Regions from separate parts of the Homo sapiens genome. Here region 2 is linked to region 1. A link is a contact called in ENCODE Hi-C or POLR2A ChIA-PET data. All regions are on one chromosome and are shown on one strand. Each heading gives the region's core, a stretch centred on a gene start or an enhancer-like site at or near the end of the contact. The rest is flanking DNA. Distances are from core to core; before and after follow the strand shown. Region 1 has its middle 100 kb from the start of C1orf21-DT. Region 2 has its middle 23 kb from the start of C1orf21-DT.

Region 1 (3,149 bases), core at 219-2,718:
CCCAAACCAAGAATTGTCTGAATTCTAAGCCTGAACTCATTTTATGACTGCCTTGAAAGAACAACTTCTAGGTTCCCATTAGTTCATGACAACTGAAACATATGTTTCAGACATAGGAAGAAGCAGCATGTTCTATCTGGCTTAATAGATGGAGGGCAACAAAAATAATAAATTAATGGACTAACTTAGCAAATGAGTAATGAGTTCCTCCTATGTTTGTAGACACCGTGTTAAGTATTGGAGGGGCAAACTCACCCCTTAGATAGCTTATAGTTTAAGAAGTGAAAGATAGATATTGACAAATATGTGTGATAAAGTATTATTGAAACAATTTTAAAAGAATCTATAAGCTCCAGTGGGGGCCAAAATCAAAGTGATCAATTCTAAGATGGAGGGGATGGACTGTGGTATGTGACTCTTTGCAGTTGGGAAAACTTTTTCTCTCATCTGATGTCTTGTATTGCCTAGTTTACAGTCTCATAGTTTAGTTCAAGTGGCTTAAGAAGATCTTGTTTTTCTCTTGAGGTGCTTTCCAGGAAAAAAATGTAAGACTTTCTCACTTGAAGCATCCTCTCTGGGTCTTACCACTTTGCCATCTTGCTGCATTGGAGAGTCCTTTGGTGCAGTCCTTCCAAAAGCCCCTGCCAATCATCAGGGAGGGAGCGTTGGGAAATGAAGACATGGTCTGTGGGCACCGAGCCTATCCTGGGTCAGAATTCCTGATTCTACAATTTACTAAACTGTGTAACACTTGGAAATCCTTGTACCCTCCTCATCTGTAACTCAGGCATAAAAATACCACTTCATAGCATTGTGTTAAATAAAACAGCCAAGGCAAGATGAGCCTGATTCATAACAATTGCCTGATGAGTGTGAGCTCTTTGTGGGATTATTTTAGCGACATTATCTTCCCACACCAGAATTTGTGGCAGTGCTGAACTGGTCATTGCTTTGGTCAACATTTATAGCTATCCCTCCCTTGGAGGAGGAACTCCAGAAGGCTGGCTGCTGGCTTTATTTATTATTCCTGCTGGAAGGGAGGAGGACAGAAGGCTGGGGAATCACAAGCCCCTTGCTGGGATTTCACCTCAGCTGGTTCCATCAGTAGCCTCACCCCAGGGATTACATAAATATTTTGTGTTCCCAGAACCTCACTCTGGGCACTGTCCCAAGAGAGCTCAGTGTTTAGAATGCTGTGTCCTCAGCAGTCTGGCTTCAGACTTTATTAGTTAAGAGAAACTGCAGCAGACAGAAGCCCTCTTTTGAGTGTTTCTAGGGAGATAATGAGCCCATCACCATCACAATCATCAATAAGCATTGGCTTAACATGTCCTGTCTCCAGGACAGTTTGCTAGATGCAAAAATGATTCCATCCTTGGGGTCGGCCTAGTGTCACTTACTTCCGCTCCACTCTGGTCACACTACTTAATATTTGATGACCCTTTGACATGAGACAGTGAGGACAGGCATCAGCCCTCAATGTTGGAGATGACTGCTCCCTGATATAGTCAACCACCAAATTCATGGGCTTGAGGATGAGGCAGAACCCAGACTGCTCAGCAGAACTCATAAGCTCCCCTACAAAGAGTGTTTTTGTGATTTCCTGGGACACACCTGGAAAAGCAGAGTCATGGCCCACACAGGTGGGAGGACCTACAGAGGGGGGTCTTCTGTAAACATAAACATACATAGACTATCCCTATGGGGCCTGGAGCTCCTGATCTAAAGCCTGGAATAGGGAAAAGGAGAGCAAGAGAGACAGGTAAGTCAGTAAATACAAGGCAATGGGATATTTGCAGTAACAGAAAATAATGTACAAAACACTCAGAGAGCACAAGTGGCAGTTTATCCTGATCCCAAAGGGGCCTAAAATTCCTATTTATAGGAATGTAGCTTGGTGAGACCTAGAAAATAAGTAGACCCCTGATGCTTTAAAAAAAAAATTGCTGAATTGCAAAACCCTGCAAGGGCAATGATTAAGCCTATTTGACTTGCTTTATATCATAACTATCATGGAGTTGAAAGCATGTGAATATTGAATATGGTGGAACTCCTGCAATAGTAAAGAAAGGGACATTTGCAGGCAGTTTTGGGTGACGACTGGGACAGGGTATGAAGTGTGGACTAATTGGTTGAGTGCTGACTAGGATAAAGTCATCTCTCCATTCTCCAGAATAATCTTCACCCATCTTGATTAGGTGATTTGGGGTAAATCAATTAAATGTTGGGCTTCGGCCTGTCCACAAAGTTGGAATTTGGCAGCCTATCCTCCCTTACAGAAGCATCAAGGAGCTGATAGTCTTAGAAAGGTGCTTTGTGTTTCCAGAAAGAAAGTTGTTTGAACATCTGAGGTCTTATCATTTGCATGGTGTGACTCAATAAAGGCATCATTATACTTGGGGAAGAAAACCAGAGTTGAGACACGTGAGATGGGAGAATGTGTTCAAGCATGTCAGAAATAGACGAGAGGGTCATTGTCAGAAAATAAACCCCTGGAGCAAGCGTGGCATTGGAACGCATACCTAGAATGGAGGAATACTCAGGTAATCTTCTCTTTAGATCCCTCTGGGCTAATTCCAGGAGCTACAACTGAGAAGGGCAGTCAAATTTGGACAGGCTTCAGAGGAAAGTTGTTGAGTTGATTGAAGGGCTGGAAAATCATACCTATGAGAGAAGGTTAAAGGAGATGGGTCTAGCACCAATGAACAGTGTGACTTTAGACAAGTCACTTAGGCTTTGAGGAGCTCTGTTCACTCATCTGTAAAATGAGGACAGTGACCTGGCAAAGCACTCAGGTCCTTCCAGGTCTCACAATATTTTTACAGTCCAGGAGGAGAGGAAGCCAGGCAGTAATTTGTCATTCATTTCAATTATATGCCTGTTACAAATCTCTGTCTTCCTTACAGGAGATATAATAAGAGTAAAAAGGCTGGGACTGTAGGTACAGCTACTTTGCTGAAGACAAAACAATGCCATGGAAGGCTTTCCCCAATTAAACAGAGCAGAATTCGAAAAATAAATGTAGCTAACCTTCAAAGTTTTTGTTAAAATTATATTTTGGTTCTCATGTCTTCAGAAATTAGAGGCCAACCCTCCCACCTGGAGCCCCTTCCCCTTGTCCTATCCATGCTGGCATAAGACCTTCTTGT
Region 2 (3,512 bases), core at 804-3,303, 80 kb after region 1:
TAAATCTGAGAGATAGTTTTTGTATCTGCAAAGAAAGATTTAGTGCTAATAATATTGCCAAGGTATGCAATACTTGAGAATCTTCTTGTTTTGATAATTTCTTGAAGGAATTCCACGACAATCAATTAATCAAAGGATGACTATACAGTACTACATATAAAGCACCAAGTTAGGTATCCTGGAAATATTTTCTTGAAGCGTATTTATATGGTCCCATCTACTTCTGAGTAGTTTGCATATGGGAAATCAAACTTCTCCGTTTCGAAGAAGCTTATAATTTCCGTTTTACAAGGAAGGACCAACTCAAGAAGCACCACCCAAATTTGTTCACTGAGGTTAAACCTGAAAGACATCTTCACTGGTTACCATTTTCTTACTCCCCTCACCATTGCCCAACAGGCTGGTTCCTTATTTCATTATTCCAAATGGAGTAAGTTGTAGGGTGATTCATTCTTGTTGCAAAAGCACATTTTTCCTATAAATATTCTGTGGAAAAGCCTTTGTATGGTTTTATACTGGTAGGATAATTCTAGAGTGCCACATTTGACAAATGACATCAGCTTGCCTGCCTAGCCATAAACCATTTTATAACTCTTATGCATAATTTGGCTTCAGGTCAAGGTGGTGTAATATGAACAAGCAGAATATACAGCACAGAGTGTCCTCAGAAGCTATCTTAAAGATCAGCAAAACTCATTCCTGTAAGAGAAGCTCATCTGTGAAGCAAGGTCAAGCCCAGTGGTCATCAGAGAAGGATCCCGTAGCTGGAGTTGCTCTTTGCATGGAAGTGCTTCTGCCTTGTACCTCTGCTGTGGCAGACCCTCTAGTTGCCCACCTTACATCCATTCCCTCTACCATCAACTACTGCCCCGTTTTCTTGTTATAGGTATTCCCATTTGTTCAGGAATCAAACAGCCAAATTCTTCAGGGGAGGCTGGCCTTCTCCCCAGCCCCAGGGGTTGAATCTCAGTGGTTGGACAAATCATGATAATTCCATTTCCTTTCCAGTCATTGGTTTAGGAATAAGCATGCGACCCACAATTCTGGCCAATGATACTTCTTGTTTTGACAGGAAGTCTGCAGGGGGACTTCTGCAAGGGGAAGTCTGCAGGCCTCAAAGATGGGCAGCAGTTGGGACAGCTCTCACAGGAAGGTCTTCAGGATCACAGCAGGGACATGTATGTCTCCATAGCTGTCAAAGTTCATGGGCTTCCCTGCACACAGAACACAGTACAGCTGAGGTCTGGGCTCTGGCCTGGAGTTTGCTGCTGCAAAACGAGCTCTGAAGCAAAATGGCTTGAAAACTCCTGGTGCAAATAGCCTTATTCTAGAGCTACATGTCCCATGGATGACTTTGTCCTCACCTGGATATGGGGGTGCTCTTACCTCACCAGCCCCCGTGGCTGCACACCTCGCCGTTACTGCTTCCTCCTGGGTCCCCGGCAGAGGCTGGGGTGGGCTATTTAGCTTCTCTGCAGTGTTGCTTCCAGCTCGGATGGAAGCTCTCTGAGCCCAGGGCCTTAGCACAGGTGACACACAGCCCACAGGCCTGGGACAGGCAGGCAGATGAGTGCCCGAGCTTGGCACCATGCAGCCCTGAGGCTTCGTGAGTAAGGCACGATTGATCGTGTGAGCAGGAGGGATCGAGGGCAAGTCTTCTCAGCAAGGTGGTGGCTTCATTAGTGTTTGCATAGAGGACTCTGCGGGAGGAGCTTCTGGAAAGTTCTGTTTGCTGTTCAAAAGAAATATAAAGATGTTTCTTCTTAGGCCATTGGATACTTTTGTGTGGATATGATGCTCAGGGCTGCTGTAGCCACCTTGAAACCATGAGTGAATATGCCTGGAGCCAAAAGCTAACACAATGAGGATGGTGTAATAGAAAGATGGTTTATTAGGTTCTCCAGAGAAACATATATAGAGAGAAATATAGAGAGATGTAAGAGGAGACATATAATGAAACTTGGCTCACACAATTATAGAGGCCTACAAGTTCCAAGATCTGCCAACGGCAAGCTGGAGAACCAGGAAATTGACTCCTGGTGATGTAACTCCCACTCCGAGGCCAAAAGCCTGAGAACCCGGAGTGTTCTCAAGGTCAAGGGAGGGACAGTGGGAGGTGGAGCTAGTGTAAGTCCCAGAGTCAGAAGGCCCCAGAACCAAGAGCTGTGATGTCCAAGGGTGGGAGAAAATGGATGTCTCAGATCAAGGAGACAGGGAGAGGCTGGGCATGGTGGCTCATGCCTGTAATCCCAGCACTTTGGGAGGCCAAGGTAGGCGGATCACTTGATGTCAAGAGTTCAAGACCAGCCTGGCCAACATGGTGAAATCCCGTCTGTACCAAAAAAAAAAAAAAAAAAAAAAAATTAGCCAGAGGTGGTGGTGCATGCCTATAATCCCAGCTACTTGGGAGGCTAGGGCAGGAGAATCACTTGAACCCGGGAGGTGGAGGCTGTAGTAAGCCAAGATTGTGCCACTGCACTCCAGCCTGGGTGACAGAGTGAGGCTCCATCTCAAAAAGAAACAGACAGGGAGAGAATTCACTCTGCTATTCAGTGGGCATTCAGTGGATTGGATGATACTTGCCCACAATGGTGAGGGCAGATCTTCTTTACTTAGTGCACTGATTCAAATGCTCATCTCTTCCAGAAACACTCTCACAAACACACCCAAAAATAATGTTTAGTCACCTACCTGGGTATTCCTTACCCAGTCAAGTTGACACAAAAAATTAGCCATCACAGATGGGAAGAATCTGGATCCCCAGTGAACTCTGAGCTGAATTTAAAACCCCAAAATCACCTGACTTCAAGACTTTATTGTTATGTGAGGTAATAAATGCCCTTATTGTCTAAGCCACTTCTGGTGGATTTTCTGTTCTTACAGTCAAAAGCATCCTAACTAGCCAGGCAAGGTGGCTCACACCTGTAGTCCCAGCATTTGGGGAGGCTGAGGTGGGTGGATCACTTGAGCTCAGGAGTTCAAGACCAGCCTGGGCAACATGGTGAAACCCCCTCTCTGCAAAAAATATAAAAATTAGCAAGGCATGGTGGTTTGCGCCCATAGTCTTATCCACTTGGGAGGCTGAGGTGGGAGGATTACTTGAGTCTGGGAGGTGAAGGGTACATTGAGCTGTGATCGCACCCCTGCACTCCCACCTGGGCAACAGAGTGAAACAAAAGCATCTTAACTAATACGTCTGTTAGCCCCATAACCAACTCTAGAAGAACCTTATATCTCATATTATAGTATCTGATTACTCCAAGAAAATACACATTAGTACTGGGATTTTTCTGTTGGGAGAAAGATTTTTTTTTTTTTGCTCATTCCTTTCCTAGTTTTCTCCCATACTGACATAGCAGCTTGTCTCCACCACAAGGCTTAGTCTCACTGAGTACTTTGTAGCTACCACTCATTCATGAAGACCTGACTGAGCTTTTAGTTCTGACATTATTGCATCAGCCTAAAACAGAATGGTAGTCCTAGCCACATCAGACACCGAAACAATGAAGAGA

What was found. A loop is a pair of places that touch in the nucleus more often than their neighbours do. ChIA-PET counts read pairs that join two places held with the same protein, here RNA polymerase II (POLR2A). Pooled maps may share reads with other maps.
Region 2: a loop to region 1 is called in a map of psoas muscle, with 2.9 times the contacts of the local background. The contact joins two enhancer-like sites. A Hi-C loop is called at or near these places in 3 of 168 maps with a recorded cell type or tissue (gastrocnemius medialis, psoas muscle and sigmoid colon) and 2 of 50 pooled maps. POLR2A ChIA-PET finds 5 or more read pairs at or near these places in 3 of 52 experiments (H1, HEK293 and activated CD4-positive, alpha-beta T cell).

What each region holds. Positions count from the first base shown.
Region 1 is chr1:184,283,147-184,286,295 of GRCh38, forward strand. No RefSeq gene overlaps it. Among named protein-coding and RNA genes, the nearest start is that of C1orf21-DT, 100 kb to the right of the region's middle. Within about 2 kb of position 1,469, at least 4 of the 41 ENCODE cell types and tissues checked have a DNase peak (open chromatin) inside an H3K27ac peak, as active enhancers do.
Region 2 is chr1:184,362,443-184,365,954 of GRCh38, forward strand. No RefSeq gene overlaps it. Among named protein-coding and RNA genes, the nearest start is that of C1orf21-DT, 23 kb to the right of the region's middle. RefSeq lists enhancers at 1,022-1,522, 1,523-2,023. Within about 2 kb of position 2,054, at least 4 of the 41 ENCODE cell types and tissues checked have a DNase peak (open chromatin) inside an H3K27ac peak, as active enhancers do.